Linked DNA regions of Homo sapiens: region 2 is linked to region 1. A link is a loop called in an ENCODE intact Hi-C map of the cell type or tissue named here. Cell type or tissue: CD14-positive monocyte. All regions are shown on one strand. Links, peaks and the distances in the headings refer to the core of each region. The heading gives the core; the rest is flanking DNA.

Region 1 (9,293 bases), core at 357-8,356:
TGTTTATTCATTCTCCTTTGACTGACACAAGGACATCTCTAATTTGGTGGTATGATGAATAAAGCTGCTACAAATATTTTGAAGTCTTTTGTGGGCATATATAGATTCATTTCTCTCGGGTAAAGACCTAGGGATGAAACTGCTGAGCCAAAGGATAGGTGTGTGTTTACATTTGTTAGAAACTTTCAGACAGTTTTCTAAAGTGGTTGTGTCATGTTATCTTTCATTTAACCTTCAATATTAGATGTATTTTAAGCTGCCGTAAATATCTTTTGGAAGTAGGTGAGTTTTAAGTGAAGGAATGAATGAATGATGGATGGATGACCCAACAATTCAGCTATCCTCTAACCCAGTATGTGGCCAACACAGAGCCTGTGCTCACTGTCCTCATCCTGCTGGGTTTCTTGAACTCAGGGTGGCTCCATCTGCACAGCAAACCACACCACCAAGGCTGGCCCCTCCTAGCTTTTCAACCCCATTGCCACTGTAGATGCCTTGGCAGGAAATCCAGCCAGGCTCATCCTAAAGAAATCCCATTCCCTTTGCTAGAGCAGGAGCAGGAAGCCCATGCTGTTGGCTATAGAGAGGAGCAGTCAGCTCAGGCACTGCTCTCAGCTCTGTTACCAACCAGGTGTCCAAAGAAGCTGAGTATCCCTCTCTCTGGGTGCCAGCATACTCCTCGTTTGTTTTGGGCTCTCAGAGGTCAACTGTGGGCAGTGACTCATCCAGTGGATTATGAAATGGAAGAGGCTGAGGCTGGCCTCAGGTGCCAGTTCCATCACTCCTTCAGTGAGCCACCCCTCATGCTCCACCCTTCCCTGACAGCTCAGCTGCACCTGGAGCTTTCTGAAATGTCAGACCATGGTTCTCTGTATTGGAAGAAGCAATGATCTCAACACCAAACTCTTCCTGTCCTCATTCTGGGACCTTGATGCCTTGAGAGTTTCCTGTTGCACAATCTGTTTGTCTGTAGAGAAGTGGCATCCAGAGGGTGGTAGGGGAGGAAAAAAAAATGAAGTAATGGGACAGAGCAGACACAGGTAAAGAGGGCCTTAGGTCCTCAGGAAAGGGGAAAGGGAGGGATATGGCCCTTCCCTCCAGGTCCTCATATTTGTTGCCCCTTGTTCTGGAACGGACCCAGAGGCTTGCCTTCAGAGGGTTCTAATTTACTCTGTATTCTGTGTGGTAAAAGCAAGAGGCAGCATGTCCAGTGGACTGTGAGACTGAGCACTCTAAAGCCAGTAGGGTCAAGTCACTGGTAGCCCACTGGCACCTTTGAAAAGCAGAAGAGGGGCTAGGCACAGTGGCTCATACCTTTAATCCCAGCACTTTGGGAGGCCAAGGTAGGTGGATCTCCTGAGGTCAGGAGGTTGAGACGAGCCTGGCCAACATGGTGAAATGCTGTCTCTAATAAAAATACAAAGATTAGCTGGGCGTGGTGGTGGGTGCCTGTAATCCCAGCTATTTGGGAGGATGAGGCAGAAGAATCGCTTGAGCCTGGAAGGCCGTTGTTGCAGTCAGTCAAGATCACACTATTGCACTCCAGCCTGGGCAACAAGAGTGAGACTCCGTCTCAAGGAAAAAAAAAAAGAAAAGAAAAGTAGAAGAGTTGCCATTTATTTGCCTGGGGTGCAGTGCAAGCTGACACTCAGGTACACTCACCCCTTGGTAGGTGCCCCTGAGAAGGACACAATTTGCCAACTGCAAGTGGTGGCCCCAGGTAAGATGCCTCACTCATTGGCAGGCACTCTTGGTGGATCTCCTGAGAAGGAGCCATACAGATTGTCTGCTGGTGTGGGTGATCTGTGCAGACAGCCCCACTACAGTTGTGGACTGGGCCTCGAATGTGTTTCTCTGGCAGTGGTGCATTGACTGGACCCACACAAAGCCTTCCAGCTCATCAGCCTTCTTGCTAACGCAATGTGTGCAAGAAGAATTCAGGATCCCCTGTATTTGGTATGTGTGTGTTGGGTTTACAGTCAAAACCAGACAGAGGAAGTCTCTCTCTGATGTCAAATATCAGATATTTGGAAAACTTTTTCAAAACGCCAATATAACACAATGTTTAAGAGTACAGACTCTAGTAGCAGACTTGTCCATTTAAATCCTGGCACCACCGCTTTCCACTGATGCCAATGGAATATTCTTTAACTTCTTTGAGACTTTATTCCTCTATCTTTACATAAGGATGATGCCTACTTCCTACGGTTAATGTAAAGATCAAATAAGACACTGTGTGTGAAGCACCCATCCCATCATAAGTACTTGATGAACTATGATTAGACAAGATATCTGAATGGCTGTTTCGTCTTTTGACCTGGAAGCTTGGCTAGAACAGTTTTAAACAGTTAAAAATGAAGAGAAATCAGTTAAACAAATGGTGCTTTTAGAAGATGCTGGAAGACAGAGGATGATCTGGATGACCCCTTTACTTGCAAAGGCTTCAGGATGATGTCTGCATGAGCACACTGAGCTGTTTGTCTCTTCAACAGGGTGACTCTCGAGTAATGATGCTGGCCAGTGCCACCCCTAATTGAGTTTTAATTACAGTACTTCCAGGAACAATGAAGTGAAACCTCTGTTCTCCTTGCATAATTAAATTTAGGTTAGCATATCTGGAGAATTCTTAGCCCACACATGCACCACTTCTCCTTGTCTGAAGAGGGATTTCAAAATTGGACATTGTTGTTTAACGGATGGAGTTAAAGAATGACACATGGGCTTTGCTCCTCTTTAATTACGAATAGTTAATTGTAGAAAGAACCTAATTAGATTGCCCACCAGCGGGAGATGTAGGTGGAGATGAGATGGATCTCTTCATTAGCTATGGTTCCAAGGAAAAGAGGCCAAGGAGGTTTCCAGGCAGGGCAGTCATAATTTTGAGAGACACTGCGGTCCGTGGAAGGGGACTGACTTTGTGAACCTGCAGGCGCTTTGGAGCACCTACATGCTGAGCACCTAAGTTCCAAGCACCATGCTTGTCTCTGAAAGCAGCCCAAGGAAAGGAAAAGACATGGTCCCTTTCCTTGAGATGCCATTAGCTTGTTCAAAAAAACAAAATTAGCATGCTGGAAGCAGAGAAAAAGGAGACCTTCCTCAAAACCTAAACCATGAGCTACTGATGACAGGTTCTAACTGGCGTCCAAGAAAGCAGCTCACTGGAAACTGCAATGGCTTGCAGAATGCTGTGTGGAACCCAAGTCCAAAATCAGTCTCTATCGTTATAAGTGCCGAAGGCTTGACTGGTTAAGTAGCCTAGTGATTCTCAACTGAGGGCGATTTTGTGTCTTGCCTCTCCTGCATAGGACTTTGGCAACATCTGGAGACATTTTTGGTTGCCCTAACTAAGCGGGTTGTTACAGGCATCTCGTAAGTAGAGGCCAGAGATGCTGCTAAACATCATGCAATGCACAGGATGGCCTCACCCCACCCCCAACAAAGAAATATCCAGCCCCAAATGTTCAGAGTACTGAGGCTGAGAAACCCTGGAGTAACCTGTTCTGGATCCAGGGCAGCAAGCGTGGCAGAGAAGTCTCTCGTGCCATGTCAAAGTGTGGCCTGAGACAGACACGTGCTTCCAATCAGCCTCCAGGAGCAGCCACCATCAGGTCACCTGTAGAGAAGGTCCCAGCCTGTGTTTCTTTTGTAAATGGCCGCAGGGTAGCTGCTCAACAGGTTGATCAGCAGTTGGCGAGGGAGTGTGTTCTATAGCTTGGCCACCAGGTGGAGATCGTGGGCTGTTTTTTTGCCATGGAATAGGTGCACCTGAGCTGGACCGGCCTACCCAGAGAGAGGCGTTTGCTCCTGGTTGCTTTCTCTAAGCCTCTGGTAGCCATCAGGAAGAGGGACTTTGAGGAGACAGAGGCATGAACTGGAGAGAGTGCTCAATATCCTCTTCTTGCTTAGCAATCCCTGGGCGTTTACAGCTCTGATCCTCCTTTCCAAACATTGAGATTTGCACCCTGGAACTTTTCTGTTAGCAGTGTCTATTCTGAAGGGGTATTTTGCTCCACTGTTATAAATGTGCCCTGTTGTTTCTGTCTGGAAGACAGACTGGGGAATATGGATAGGGATTGGGGAGGTGGGCAGATGGAAGAGCTACATGGCAGAGGTTGGCGCATCCCATCCCTCAGGTCACGATGTATGCCTGATGCTCTGCACACATGACCTCATTTTACCTCTTGGTGGACCATTTTAGATAGAGGCTTAACAACAAGCCAAAGTTGCACATTAAAGCCAAGTCCAGTCCTCCCCACGTCCCCACAGAGCCTCTTCTTCGACATCAGTGTAGGAGTTTCCTCATCTGTAAAGTCATGGGACTGGACTCAGGCTGGTTGCCTTCAGGGAACCATGTAATTTATCACCTGAGCAGGACACTTGGGAGAGTGGGAGGGAGCACTAACAGGACAGTGGTTGGGACAGCAGGTGCAAACCTGGACACGAGGTCAGCCTGGCTAAGTGACCCTTCCTGTCTAATACCCTCAGCTTCTGAGACCCAAGCGGGACTGTTTTCAGCTTCCATGACATTCATGAACATCATCCGGTGTAGCCATAAGGGAAGACCTGGGGGTAGAAAGAGAGTGAGAAAACTTGAAAGGCTGAGACTTTGGGGGCAATGCCTAGGACCAAAGGGGCACACTACCTCAATAGTTGTGTTCCAGGTTATGAGTGTGTCACTTATCACTTTATTGCCTCACTTCTCCCAACCCATACTTCATTGCATTGCTTGTGATACTGGAGGTGAATCTTGCCAACACGTCTCTTTTGCAACTGGCACGATGCTCAGCTTTGCCAGTAGAGGGTGGTAGAGGCACACTGCAGGGGGAAGGGCTTCTCTGCTGGTGTCTCTGTGCTCTGATTCCTTCTTGCTCCCGCGGGGTTCGGGACACCCAGTTGCAGCCTCCCTCAAGGACTTGCAGTGGCATCCCCTGTGTGCAGCTTTCTAGCGAGTTCTGCTGGCACCTCGCCCAGCTTCCAGTGAGTTCAAAAGCACCCCTTGAGGGCTTCGCCGTCCCACCAGTCCCCCAGCCGATTTTTCAGAAAGTTCAGCAGCGTTTCCTCCAGGCAGCTTCCCGGAAAGGGTTGCTGTCACCCCCGGGGGCAGTTTCCTGTTGGACAGTCTCCACCTGTCACCTGGGCAAACTTCATTCTCCAGTGGGGACAGCCCCATGCTCTCCCGCAAAGTCTGATTCTCATCCTTGGTGGTGAGAGGGGAAGCGGGTGGGGTGTCCCACATTTGTTTTCTCCTCGGGCACTTCGCTTAGCCTTTAGTGCCTGCCCCATATATCTGCCACCTCTGTAAAGTGCTCCCTTTACCCTCAGTAGCCAATACCCTGATACTCCCCTGTTATTAGTTAATAATTCTTAACTTTCCCATTTAAAATCCTGTGTGGTTTTCGTCTCTTGTTTGTCTGATAGTTTTCTTTCATTTTTCAACATCTATTTTTGACTTTCTTTTTGTATTTGTCCTGCTTATCGAGGACCTTGTTTGTAGAAATGCATCAAGAAATAAATTCTTTCATGCCACCAAATTCAGGAGACTCGAGTGAGTATGCTAAGTGGTTTCAGATAGCTGACCCTGAAAGTGTGCAGAGCTGAGCAATGTGTATGGTTCCCCCAAAGCAACTGTCCCTATGTCTTCAAGTTCCCAGGGTTTAAAACACCATGTTGCTTATGCCACTGGGCAGCAAGAAGTGGGCAAGTCACCTCCCCTCTCTAGGCCTCAGGATCTCCTTTTGTGTCCGGAGTTGGTTCCTTCCAGTGAGTTCTTGGTCTGGCTGACTTGAAGAATGAAGTCGCGGACCTTTATGGCGAGTGTTATAGCTCTTAAAAGTGGTGCAAACCCAAAGACTGAGCAGTAGCAAGATTTATTGTGAAGAAGGAAAGAACTAAGCTTCCACAGCATAGAAGGGGATCCCAGCAGGTTGCTGCTGCTGGCTGGGGTGGCCAGCTTTTATTCCCTTATTTGTCCCTGCCCACCTTCTGATGATTGGTCCATTTTACAGAGTGCTGATTGGTCCATTTTACAATCCTTTAGTTAGACACAGAGCGCTGATTGATGCATATTTGCAGAGTTCTGATTGGTGCATTTACAATCCTTTAGCTTGACACAAAAGTTCTCCAAGTCCCCACTAGACCCAGGAAGTCCAGCTGGCTTCATCTCTCAATCTCCCCTCTAAACAGGACACCCCAACTGCTGTTGGGAATTGGGAGATGACTGCTCTAGCTACTTCCTGCTGGATAGGGGTGAAGAAGGGGCCCTGCAGTTGTAGTGTCCTCCAGAGGGGAACTCTTTAGGCCAGTGTAAGGGCCAGCGGGTCGGTCCAAGGATCCTCACTAGAAATTGTTAGTTGAGCTCATTTGGGGCTCCATTTGTAAGATCATCTGTAGTTTGATGGCCTCAATCCTAGAGGAAACAAATTTTACAAGGAGGTTAAAAATGCAGGGCCCGAAGGTGAGTAATAGTAAGCTGGCTGTCACGGTACCTAGAAAGCAGAGAAGCCATGTCGCCCAACTCCAGAGGTTGGTATAAGAGTTTGAAAGGCGTTGTCTGATTTCAGAAGCCTTTTCCTGTAAACGCCGGGCAGCATCTCTTACTATCCCTGACTGGTTAGTGTAAAAACATCACTCTTCCCCTAAGAAGGTGCAGAGTCGTCCCTTCTCAGCAGTAAGGAGATCTAGGCCTCGGTGATTTTGGAGAGTCACTGCTGCCAAAGAGTCTATTTGGGATTGCAGAGGAAGGATAGATTTTGTTATTTCTTGCAAACTGCCTGAGAGGCAGATATAGGTTGAAGTTCCACATAAGAAGAATATGCCTTGGCTGGGTAGACAGAAATTTACCCTGGCTTTTAAAGGAATAGGGTACACTGTTTTTTCTTTACTACTTCTATCTCTCTCTTTCTCTCTCTTTGACTCCTTCTTTGTCTGTCTCTCTTTTGTAAAATGAGAGGGTAGGACAAGGTCATCACTAACATACCCTCCAGCTGTAAGAGTCTGAAATTCTATAGCTGGATGTATGTTCCAGAAACATCTGTACTTTCTCATTATCCACACATGTATAATCATCAGTCTGGCATTCAAGCTGAGTTGTTTCTTAGCCTAGTGAAAGCATCACTTCCAATAAATGTGCAACCACCTCTTGGAAGGCCAACACAACTTACTGTGTTAGTCATTTACCCTTTAGTGAGAATGAGTGCAGAAAGATCATCTGATCAAATAACCCACCTTTGTAGAGAAGATAATGGAGGCCCAGAATGATTAACTGACTTGCCCAAGGCTGCGGGGTTGATTCTGACAAAAGCAGGACTAGAACCCAGGATGCTTGGGTCCCCGTTCAATTTCTCACACCATATTGCTTTTGCACCAGTGTTTAAGTTCTCTGTCAGTTCTTTTCTTGATGTTATATTTGAATGGCAGTAGGAAAAGAAGCTACTGTACTCCTTGGATGGGGTGGGGGAATGTTCATCGTTCACAGGAGAAAAATACAAGGAGATTTTGAAGGAAGGACTAGGGATTCTGAAGATAAGTTATTCTTCTGGCTGATGGTGAATGCAAATTAGCTTCATGCATTTCCTTAAACCAAAGCACTTTAAGGATGTTTTTGTTAAGGCCAAATACCTCACACGTCTGGTACAGTAAGCAAGCTCTTCACTTGTCTTTTGTTTGATCTAATCCAACGGCTCTCAACTGGGGCCAACTTTGTCCCTCAAAGGACATTTGACAAAGTCTGAAGCATTTTTGATTGTCCCAACTGGGGAGGGTGCCTGTTGGCATTTAGTAAGTAGATGTCAAAGATGCTGCTAAACATCCTAAAATGCACAGGACATCCTCCTACCACAAAGAGTTATCTGATCCAAAATGTCCATAGTGCCAAGGTTGAGAAACCCTGATGTAGCCAAACATGTTTCTTAATATTATAGAATTGCAGAGCCGAACAGAGGCAACTCCCATCCAGCTCAATCATAACCTCTGTCTGCCTCTGACCAAGGGTCAGTCAGCTTCTGCTTGAACTCCTTGGAGAGAGTCAGAGACCTCTGGGCTCCAGAGATTATTGGAGAATTTGATGCCATTCTGGTTACCCTCAGGGTCCTACGATGAGAAGTTTTCTTTATCACTCTCTTCTTTTTAAAACTATGCAAATAATATTGTAATAACAATACCACAAATTAAAGAGGAAATAATTCATCCTAAATTTTGCCACCATTCCAAAAAACTGTTCCCATATTTCTGTGTTACATGTTAGATGTTACTATAGTCACACCTAATTTTTCTGAAACCACAAACTGTTTTTTGTTTGACATTTTATCATAAGCATTTTTTTTATTATTATACTTTAAGTTTTAGGGTACATGTGCACAACGTGCAGGTTAGTTACATATGTATACATGTGCCATGTTGGTGTGCTGCACCCATTAACTCGTCACTTAACATTAGGTGTATCTCCTAATGCTATCCCTCCCCCCTTCCCCCACCCTACAACAGGCCCCGGTGTGTGATGTACCCCTTTCTGTGTCCATATCATAAGCATTTTTAAGGTTGTAACAACTGCTCATTATTGATGGCTATCAAAATGAGAAATGATCCTTGGTGTAATGATGCCTTCCCCAATTGTTTGACACTTAGGTTGTTGGTTTGTCTGTTGTTGTAGGGAATACCACTCCAACAATCATCATGCATCAGACTTGTCCCATGTTTCCAATGCTTTTTTTTTTTTTCTCAGTATAAGCCTCCCAAGTAGGGTTATCAATTCAAAGGACAATTTTCCTCTATTGTCAGAAGAGGCCATTACCAAAACCTCTGTGGCAGAAGCAGGTAGACACCGTTGCACCATTGGAGTCAGTCCCTTAAGCATTCTAGGTACCACGAGGAAGTTGGCAGACGATTTTCTGGTAAAATCTCTGAAGCATTTCTGGTGCCTTTACTTCTGAAACCAGCACCTTCACTAACATCCATAAAGTGTGTCTTTCATATTTATGACCAATTGAAGACAAGGATGTTATCGTTTCATCAAAGGGCTCTCTAGCCTTGCACCAGGCCCATGGGTGCACCTCACCTCTTAAGCAACTGTATCAGCAGCGACCCTGGAGATAGAAAGATGCAGTCTCCTTAATCAGTGATGCACAGAATTTCATGAGCATCTGGCCCACCTGGGAGGCTTTTTAAAAACACAGTTGCCCAGGCCCAACCCAGACCTACTGAGTCAGCATCTCTAGGACTGGGGCACAGGCACTCATATTTTTTAGCAAGCTGATTTCAATCCATGGTCCTGAGACCCACCAAATTTTGAGAACCAC
Region 2 (9,293 bases), core at 347-8,346, 100 kb after region 1:
CCCAGGGGGTGGAGTTGGACAGTCACACCCAGAGCTCCTAGTAAGTCCATAAGTCCCAGGCCCTGCAGATGGAAAAGATTAGTAAGTTGCTGAGAATAATTTTCCTCCTACTAAGAGGGCTAGCTCATGGCTTCTAAAGAGAGGTGTTAAAGCTGCCAAGAGGACTGTAAGGTGTTAAGAGGTACATGTCTCACTGCTGAAAACAGAAGCACTGGGGGTTGGGGTATCTGGGCCCTCTGCCAACCACCACAGCCTGGCAGTCACTACTTTCCTTTCAGGACAACCTGGACTGCAGGGTGTTCCGGGCCCTCCTGGTGCAGTGGGACACCCAGGTGCCAAGGGTGAGCCTGGCAGTGCTGGCTCCCCTGGGCGAGCAGGTGAGGTCCTGGGTCCTATGGTGGGCACAGGGAGTGATGTGTGAAAACCTGCCTAGTCCAGCCCTTATGCTCTCTGTGGTGTCTGTTGTCCAGGACTTCCAGGGAGCCCCGGGAGTCCAGGAGCCACAGGCCTGAAAGGAAGCAAAGGGGACACAGGTAACAGAGGGTGCAGTGGGTGAGTAGGTGGGCTTGCTGGGTGGCAGGATGGATGGAGAGAAAAACTGCTTCTTCTTAGGCCCACGGAGGAGGCAGAGGGTCTTCTGTGCCTTGGCCTCTGAGGTTCCTGGTTATGGGGGCAGTTGCCCCTGCCAGGACCCCTTAAGCCCAAGGGCCTAGGGCTGTTCTTTCTCTTCTCAGAGCTCATGAAAGTCCTTGAATGCCATGACCAAACCTCCAGCATCACGGAGGAGAGCAAAGCACCTTGCCCATACCATCTCCCTGGTCTGCCTCCCAGCTGTACGTTTCTGCTGTCTCCTGCTAACCCTTCATTGGGGCCCCTAAGAGGGGGTCCAAGAGTCTAGATTCAGGCTGGAGGGTCCAGAAAACTCTTCTTCCACATTTTCCTAGGGGGGCAGCCTGGGAGCACTGACCCACACTAGCCAAAGACTAGTTTATACCATAATGCCAACAGAGTCTAGGTTAGTCTAGGTTATATACCATCATGTCTATTTAGTCTAGGTCGTAAACCATTGTACCAATATAGTCTACTTTATAAGCCGTTTTGGTCCAGTCACAGTGTGCTTGCTTGGTCTAGAAAGTCCAGACCACTATCACAATGCATAAGATCAATTCCTGCCTTTCTGCCCTGACATGCAGGGTATTGCAGTGAACAGAGACTGTTGCCAGATGATGTGGGCACACTCTGATTGGGCATTTCTGTGGAGAACTGTTGCACATTGGAAAGCCAAGAGCGGGCAGGAGGGGCAATGGGGAAGGCAGGGTTGTGATGTAAAGCTGCATGTCTGCCAAGGACATCTGTAGACAGTCTGCCTCCACCCCTGTCCTCTGCCTGAGAAGGTCACGCTTGTGTCAGACAACCTGGATGCCCTCACCCCCGTGCTGTGCTAGAGACCTACACTGGGACCTGGCCCTCCACAGCTCTAATCAATTGATTGATTCATTCATCACCACCTCCTGGCAAACCTTGGGCTCTGGGCTTGAGCTTTTGTGTTTCTTTGAAAGCTGTCGGGAGCCATGGCAAGCGCAGTTTTACACCCTCTCTGTCCTTGTAATCTGTCGAGCCCCAGAGCAATTGTGTTTTTTATGGACAGTGTGTTTGGGAGGATCCCTGCTACCTGATCCCATGTGGATGCCACCTGAAGGCCACTAGCTGGGTCTCACCATAGGAAAGTTTCCATCTGGGTATAGTCGTCAGATGTTCCTGACTTGTTCACTGTCCATTCTGATCTTATAATTCCATCTTCTCTGGTCCCCAGTCTCAGAGTCCATCTGACTATGAGACCTGATGCTCTCTTGCCCCTGAGCCTTCTGTGTGATTTCATGGAGATGATTGCTTTCATCTCTCGGTTGTAAATAGTAGTCACCCTCTGCCCCCACCCCCACTGCCAGACTAACGGTTCTCAACTAACCAAGAGTATTGGAGGTAAAACATGATTTTACCCACAGGAGCATTGTGCTTACTCCCCAAGCCCCAAGCTTGTGTCTTCCACAGTCTGAGGGTAGGGAATCCTGCCCTGCCCTTTGCATCCTGGGAGGATTTGCAGAACAAAAGCAGCTCCTGCTAATGAGCATCTTCTTGACACCCAGTGGGACAAGCACTCTTTGTAGCACAACTTTACGGTCAAACAGCCATTAAGAGATGCAGCCAGGTTCAAATCTAGGCCAGTACAAGACAAAGCTTGGGATCTTATTAGTACAGTCTATCATGAGTTCTCCCTCCCCAGCCCCACAATCAGGGTGTGCTGATGAGTGACACCTCCTCCCTTCATCCCAGTTCAGAAAGGATCAGAGCAGAAGGTAGCAGCTTGTTCCATTCCTGGGAAGAAACATGAAGCTTTCAGGCCCTATCATGGTTCTTAGTTATTTAACCAGGACCCCACACCCATTTTAGCAAAAGACTTTTGGCCCATAGCTTGGGGATCATTTTAATTTCATCCTCATCGAGACCTTTTATATCTGCTGAATACCCTTATGGAGTTCTCCAATAATTAGGCCTAGTGGTGAGTACCAGCCAGCAAATTCTAGGGGTTACCCTTAATTCTGGCTGACCAAGTAAACATGAGGAAGTGCATTTCAATTTGGGGCTTGTGATAATTCCCGTTTATCTAAAACTGTGCAGGTTGCCCACCCGAGTCCAAATGTTTTCCTTGATTTAGTAGCTGACAGTCCACATGGACATCTCAGAGGGGAATTCCAATAGGACCATAATCTGGCTAATTTAGCTGGGTATGTAGATCATCCTGGAGTCATAGGCTAATAAACTTCCGGAGAGATTAGATTTGACAACTTCTGAAGTGGGAGAAGCAGGGGCAGGCAGAGGGTGGGAGCCCAATCTCCCCATCATGGAGCACAGTGTATACTTGTCAATGTCAGGATGTCGGTATTCCCCAAACTAAAGCCACTGCAGTGCTTGGCCAGTGTTGATATATCAAGCCAGGTTTCCAAACTGATGTATTTCCCATTTTGTAAATAAAATCGTTAATCTCTCAAGAGAATATCTAGCCACTTTAGATGAAAACAGAAAAATTACAGTGCGTTGGCTTGACCTAGGTGACAGCTAGGTTTCATTACTGCGCATTAATTATTTTAAAAACATGAGCGGTCTGTTCATTATTATCAGTGCCTCTGGGCCAGGCACTGTGCCTGGGTCTTGACTCCCATGATCACACTGAACTTATCATTCCTACTTTACAAACAAGGAAGCAAAGGCTCAGAGAGAGTAAACCCTTTGCTCACAGTGTCACAGGGAGCATGAACTGAATTCAGAAGTGAATCCCAAAGTCTGATTCCAGAGTTGTGCTTTTCCAGAATCGGTTTTATGGAAGAACGTAGAGTGTATGATTTGAGAGAAATCGGTTACCTTCACCCTGTCCCCACCCCAGCCACACCTCCCACTCCTCCATAAATGGGTAAATCCTGGCTTGGTCACCAAGCCTTTCTACCTCCTCCACAGCCACTGACCACACTCTACCCCATTCAGGTGAAATGCTTCCTCTTGTTTGCATCTCTTGAGAGAGGAGCCAGCTCATATTAAAGAAGACAAAGAGGAAATTCTTCCCATTCTGGTGGGAAGATAACCTCCACAGTTTATTAAGCAAGGCACCATACCCTGCAGAACCTTCTCTCAGGGTCACTTTTTTTACCTACTAGAAACAGACCCTGTCCAGCCTCCATCACTTAGTATTTCTAACATTTTCACTTTCAAAGATTGCAGAAGAATAATCCAATTTTAGCTCTACATGTCTTAGCTATTTTGAAATAATATTTATTTAGAAATAAGGAAGGACTCCACTTCGGCTTGTAATCATGACATTTCTCTTTTTACCATTTACACCTCATGAAATAACATTAGAAGCAGCCAAAACATTTAAACTCCAAAACACCAATCTGATTGGAAATTCTTTATCTCAATGGCCTTTATGTCTAAACTATAGCAATGTGAATTTTCCATGCCCTTTTATTTTCCTCTTGGGGCAAAACCGAAGTGCAAATAACTCAAAATCCATTTTCTCATCTGTATTTGAAGATGTTTTACTTTAAAGATAAGCCAAAAAGATCATCCATAATAGCAATTGAGCCCTATGTCATGAATATAATTTCTTAGTTAATTCCATTCCTTATATCTAAGTTCTGAGATAGTCCAATAATTTATTAAATTCTACTAAGTCAAATCACTAAATTGTCATTTATAAAACTCTTCCTCATTTTCCTCTAAGTTTCTGAGAGAGCTTTGCAGAAGTCTACACATACCCCAATTTTGAGTCCCTTATCCTTCATCTCACTTCTTACCACAAGGTCGATTTGTCAGTTATTAGCTCAATCCTAAATTTGCCAGGTTGCATCTAGCCTCCAAGTTGGCATGGTATTTAGGAAAGTTTCCCCAGACGGGGCAAGACAGCAATGTCCCCCTCTCTACAAAACATAAAAAAATTAGCTGGGCATAGTGGCATGTACCTGTAGTCTCAGCTACTCAGGTGGCTGAAGGAGGAGGAGAAGGATCACTTGAGCCAAAGAATTTGAGCCTGCAGTGAGCTATGATTGCACCACTGCACTCCAGCCTGAGCAACAGAGTGAGACCCTGTCAAAAAGAAGAAAGAAAGAAAGAGAGAGAGAGGAAGGAAGGAAGGGAGGGAGGGAGGGAGGGAAGGAAAGAAGAAAGAAAGAAAGAAAGAAAGAAAGAAAGAAAGAAAGAAAGAAAGAAAGAAAGAAAGAAAGAAAGAAGGAAGGAAGGAAGGAAGGAAAGAAAGAAAGAAAGAAAGAAAGAAAGAAAGAAAGAAAGAAAGAAAGAAAAGAAAGAAAGAAAGAGAAAGAAAGAGAAAGAAAGAAGAAAGAAAGAAAAGAAAGAGTGTGAGAGAAAAGAAAAGAAAGGGAAAGAAAGAAAGTTTTCTTAATGTATTGGAGATTTCTCCATTTCACTCAGAATCAGGAGATCTGAGCCTCAGCTTGAACTTACCCCTGACTAGCTGAGTGACCACAGGCTCAGCTACTTGACGTTGCTGAGCCTGTTTCCTTTTCTGTGGCGTGCAAGCAGTATAGAAGAACACCAGGTCCCTGACAGTTTCACAGCACTCTGGGTTTGAAATAGGCAGCTTCCCTGGGAGCAGGAACAATTGAAGACTTTAGTCAGAACACCAGCTCAACACTAAACAACTGGAAGGCATATGTTTTCTAACTTAACACACATTTCTTGGGAGAATATTATTTCTGTAAAAACACTTTGCAAGTAAATATTTGGAACCCTTTCAGCTTGATAAGCTTGTGATACTTGGGGAAAGCCAGCTTGCTTATGGTTAAGAAGAAAAATCCAGCATTTATTTGCTCTCCAGCGTAGTTTTACAACATGCAGCTCTAGAACCTATTTTTTAGCCATTTCTCCCTCTACTCTGCAGGAGCTGATCCTATCAGGATGCTGCCTTGATTTATAGTGAAGTAATTACTAGTTCCTCCATCGATTAGTCCATGGACAACCACTCAGCCAGTGTTCTCTTAGAGTCCAGCGAGGCTTGGAGAGAAATGATACAAACCTCAATTCTAATTTCCAATACCCATTAAATACATATCAGAAGGCATTTCATCAAGGTCCAACCTCTGCTATAGGAACTGTGGGTCTGGGAGGATTCAGATGCGAGAGGGGCTGTGAGCTCCTAAAGAGACAAGGAAGGCTGCTCGTAGGAGGTGGGCTGTAAGCTGGTCGCTCAAGAATGAGTGAGAGTTGTTTAGGGCAGTGTTACTCAAAATGTGGTCCTGAGACTTGCAGCATTAGCATCACCTGGGAACTTGTTAGTACTGTGGATTCTTGGATTCCCACTCCAGTCCCACTAAATCAGTGACTCCGGTGGGACCTAGCAAGTTGTTTACTAACAAGATGCACCCAGATGATTCTGATGTATTCTCTAGTTTGACTACTCCTCTTTTAGGGGGAAGAAATGGCCTCAGGGAGGCTGGAGGTGTCTTGGGAACCAAGTGCGTAGACCAAGTGAAACTCCAGATAGGAGTGAGCCTAGTACTAGTGGAACAAAGGTGCCTTCAGGGAACATTGGGAGGCTGGGCCTGGGTGACAGCCCCAACTTCCCCCATTCACTCTTATGTGACCTTGAATTACTCACCTAGCATCTCTGAGTGTGTACTTTCTCCTCTGTAAAGGAGGGAAATCACACTGCCTTGGAGGGTGGCTGAAAGATCAAACAAGGTCATGGATGTAAAGCCCCTGGCACAGTGCCTGGCGTGATGCAGGCAGCAGAAAATGCTGAGTCCCCTGGAGGTGAGGAGCTAGGAAGGGAGAGTGTGGGAAATGAAGAGGGAGAGTCAGGCTTGGGGCTATGGACCTGGTGAACAGGGGCTTCCCTATGATTCCTGTCTTTAGAGGGTGTTTGCTGCTCGGTGCTTTAGGGGACAGTTGGAGGGGTGCATCTCTTTAGGTGGTCACAATAAAGGGTGGTCACAGTGTTTTGAGGCCCCTTCTACTTACCTGCATGTGAACAGCGTATGTCAAGACTGGTGGGGAGAAAGACCACAATCTATATGTCTATGATGGTGATGAAGCAGGAAACAGTCCACATCCAGACTCTTGGCCCCTTCTATCTGCATCCCAGAGGGTGCCATGTTGCAGAAATCTCTACCTTAAGAGCGTGTCCCTAGAGGTAGGGTTCAGGGACCCCAAGACATAGTGACCTCCCTGGATGTGGACTGTTTTCTACTTCATCACCATCATAGACATACAGAATGTGATCTTTCGCCCAACCCATCTTGGCGTATGCTGTTCAGATGCAGGTAAGCAGAAGGGAAACATCTGTCGCTTCTCCTGGGCAATCTCAGCTAAGCCCTTCAGGTCAATAGCAGACATTTTCTGGGTGCTAGCTGTGCAGCAATCCTGGTGCTCATGTGTGGACTCAACCTCAGTGCCTGAGGTGCTCCCCACCTGGAGGGGACACAGGACACTGTGGGTCCTGTTACATCATTTATTCAGCACTGGCTGGGCACCGGGCTCAGCGCTTGATACACACGATTTCATTTCAGCCTTACAACTGCCTCAGGAGGCAAACAAGGAGACTCAGAGAAGGAAACTGAGGCTCAGAGCAGGGACACCTGGCTCAAGGTCACAAAGTTAGTATAAGACAGAAGTGGACTCAAGTCCGGGCTGTCAGACTTTGGAACCACTTTGCTTTACTGCCTTGGGAGAAAGGATATCTTGTCTTGGGCGAGGGAGAGAAGGCTTCACAGGTGGTGACATCTGACATCTTTGCAGAGTTTACAAGCTAAATGTGAGTTCTCCAGGTGAACCAAAGCAGTGAGGCATTCTATTCAGAGGGACAGGTGTGTGCACAAATGGCCCTGTGTAAGCTGGGGCCTGTCTGCCAGGGGCTGACCTCTAAGGCACCTCCAGCTCTTACAAAAACCTATCCCAACCTCAGTTCTGTCCCTTTCCCTAACACGAGGAACAGAAGTAGCTGCCCTCTCAGAATCTTCTGGTGCTTCCTGCTTCTCTTGTTGCCTGGGTCTGCAGCGGCAGCTCCCAGCCCCTTAGCTCTCCAGCCCTCCTCCCCAGGCAGCACCAGGCCTGGAGGTGGGATCTGAAATGCCCCCAGAGTCACAACTTCTCTTGCTCGTTATTCCAAGAAGGGGCCCTGAAGAGGTCTGCCAGCCCCTTGCCTCTCCCTCCACTGACCAGCACACTGCAGGTGCTTGGGAAATCCAGGGATTGAAGTGAGAGGTGGGGCAGGGCAGGCAGAAACTTCCCCGAGGCAACTGCAAGGAGGTTGACTGAGCTCCATGCTTGGCTGGGGACACAGATACTTATGACTCACTGTTGGTGTTCCCCTCATTACCCTCTAGTAACTGTTATTGATAGTCAATAATGAGCTTGCATTTTCCCAAGTTTGTGTAACTGCCTTGAGGAGTCCTATTTCTCTGAAATAAAATAAATATTGGCACTTAAAATCAAGAGGACATGATCTTGCTAAATGAACAAATTATTATCTCAGTGACCCAGCAGGATGCTGGGGACAGTGGGCCTTCCATGAAAGTTTACTGAAAAAAAAGGATGAATGGATGGAAAGAAGGAAGAAAGGGGGACCTTTAACATTAACTACAATAGGATCATCATCAATGACTGTGGTTATTATTTTTCCATTTTCTGGACATTAGACCCTTTAGCCACATGAATCTTTAGCCACTGGGAGCCACAATGAAAAAAACCAACAAATACTTGAAGAGCATCTACTATGCAGGAGGACCTCCAAAGCTCCTGGTGGCCACTGAGCCCCTCCACAGTCTTTTAGCAATAAAGATAACTTTATTTACCAAATATCTCCCAATTCTCTTCCAATATAAATGCAACAGCAGGGAATGGGATTGGATTTAGATGCCAGGTCAGGTTACCGGGGGGCAGGGAAGGCCAGTGGTGCATCTGGGGTCTGTCTAATCCAGGCTTTCATCCAGTACTTTGCCGTTTCACCCCCAACACACCTGTTCTCATTCATCTGCAGACTGTCTCTTTTCATGATCTGCTGAAGAGGCTTTAAACAATCGTGGAGAACCAATGTATCTTTCCATCTGCATTAATCAGACAAAAGGTAGAGGTTGTCTAAGATTAAAAATGTCTAATACCTAAGTTTTATTATCTCCTCCCCCCCCCCTTTTTTGTTTTGATCTTAGGACTTCAAGGACAGCAAGGAAGAAAAGGAGAATCAGGAGTTCCAGGTAAAGGGCAGGCTGCATCTTCATCCCTCGGAGTGATGACGGGGAAGGCCTGCCTTCTCAGAGGGCAGGTCTTGTTGACATTGAATGCACAGCTGTGACCTTCTCCCAAAGTGGAGGTTAAGACTCCAGGGCTCTGTCACTCAAGCCTCAGATTTCTCCGCTGCAAAACCTGGGAACCACAGGAACTCAACATCCTGAGGGGTGTAGCGTATGGGGCAGGGGCTGAGGATGGCAAAGGGGCTGAGGATGGCAAAGGGGAAAAATGTCAGGAGAGCTGGGGGTGCAGGCAGAGGCTCCAGGCTCTACAGCCGCCATGGAGCTGTGCCCCTTCTGCTCCATCCACGGCTGCTGCTTCCCCACCTCAGCTGTGGCCCACTTGTCTCTTCTTGGCCCCCAAGCTTCTCCTCTCTGCCTCCTGCTGCCTGTCACTGGGCTTTCTTATTCTTATCCTCACCTCCAGAGCCTGTGCTTCAGTTGGGTACTGAGCTGGCACCAGCTGGACGGTGTTTCTAGGCCTCTCAAGAGCCCTGCCCCTGT

The links. A loop is a pair of places that touch in the nucleus more often than their neighbours do. Peaks named below come from ENCODE experiments on the same cell type or tissue, not always from the same donor. Only the 100,000 strongest peaks of a DNase experiment are listed, where the experiment ranks them.
Region 2: a loop joins it to region 1, with 2.5 times the contacts of the local background. A loop is called at or near these places in 2 of 110 quality-filtered maps.

Annotation. Positions count from the first base shown.
Region 1 is chr2:118,878,008-118,887,300 of GRCh38, forward strand. No RefSeq gene overlaps it. Among named protein-coding and RNA genes, the nearest start is that of EN1, 35 kb to the left of the region's middle. RefSeq lists a silencer at 3,758-3,817. In CD14-positive monocyte, for the core only: CTCF peaks have their summits at 3,750 (motif pointing right), 3,949, 4,799 (motif pointing right) and 4,999; DNase peaks (open chromatin) are centred at 734, 3,724 and 4,814; H3K4me3 peaks cover 652 bases; H3K27me3 peaks cover 815 bases.
Region 2 is chr2:118,981,878-118,991,170 of GRCh38, forward strand. It overlaps MARCO (macrophage receptor with collagenous structure), which reads left to right. Exons shown (of 17, transcript NM_006770.4): 11 at 279-377; 12 at 471-533; 13 at 8,712-8,756. It overlaps LOC124906072 (a long non-coding RNA gene), which reads right to left. Exons shown (of 3, transcript XR_007087213.1): 2 at 9,211-9,289; 3 at 8,330-8,609. Among named protein-coding and RNA genes, the nearest start is that of MARCO, 44 kb to the left of the region's middle. RefSeq lists an enhancer at 7,110-7,611. In CD14-positive monocyte, for the core only: a CTCF peak has its summit at 5,095; DNase peaks (open chromatin) are centred at 5,064, 6,234 and 7,834; H3K4me3 peaks cover 908 bases; H3K27ac peaks cover 2,244 bases.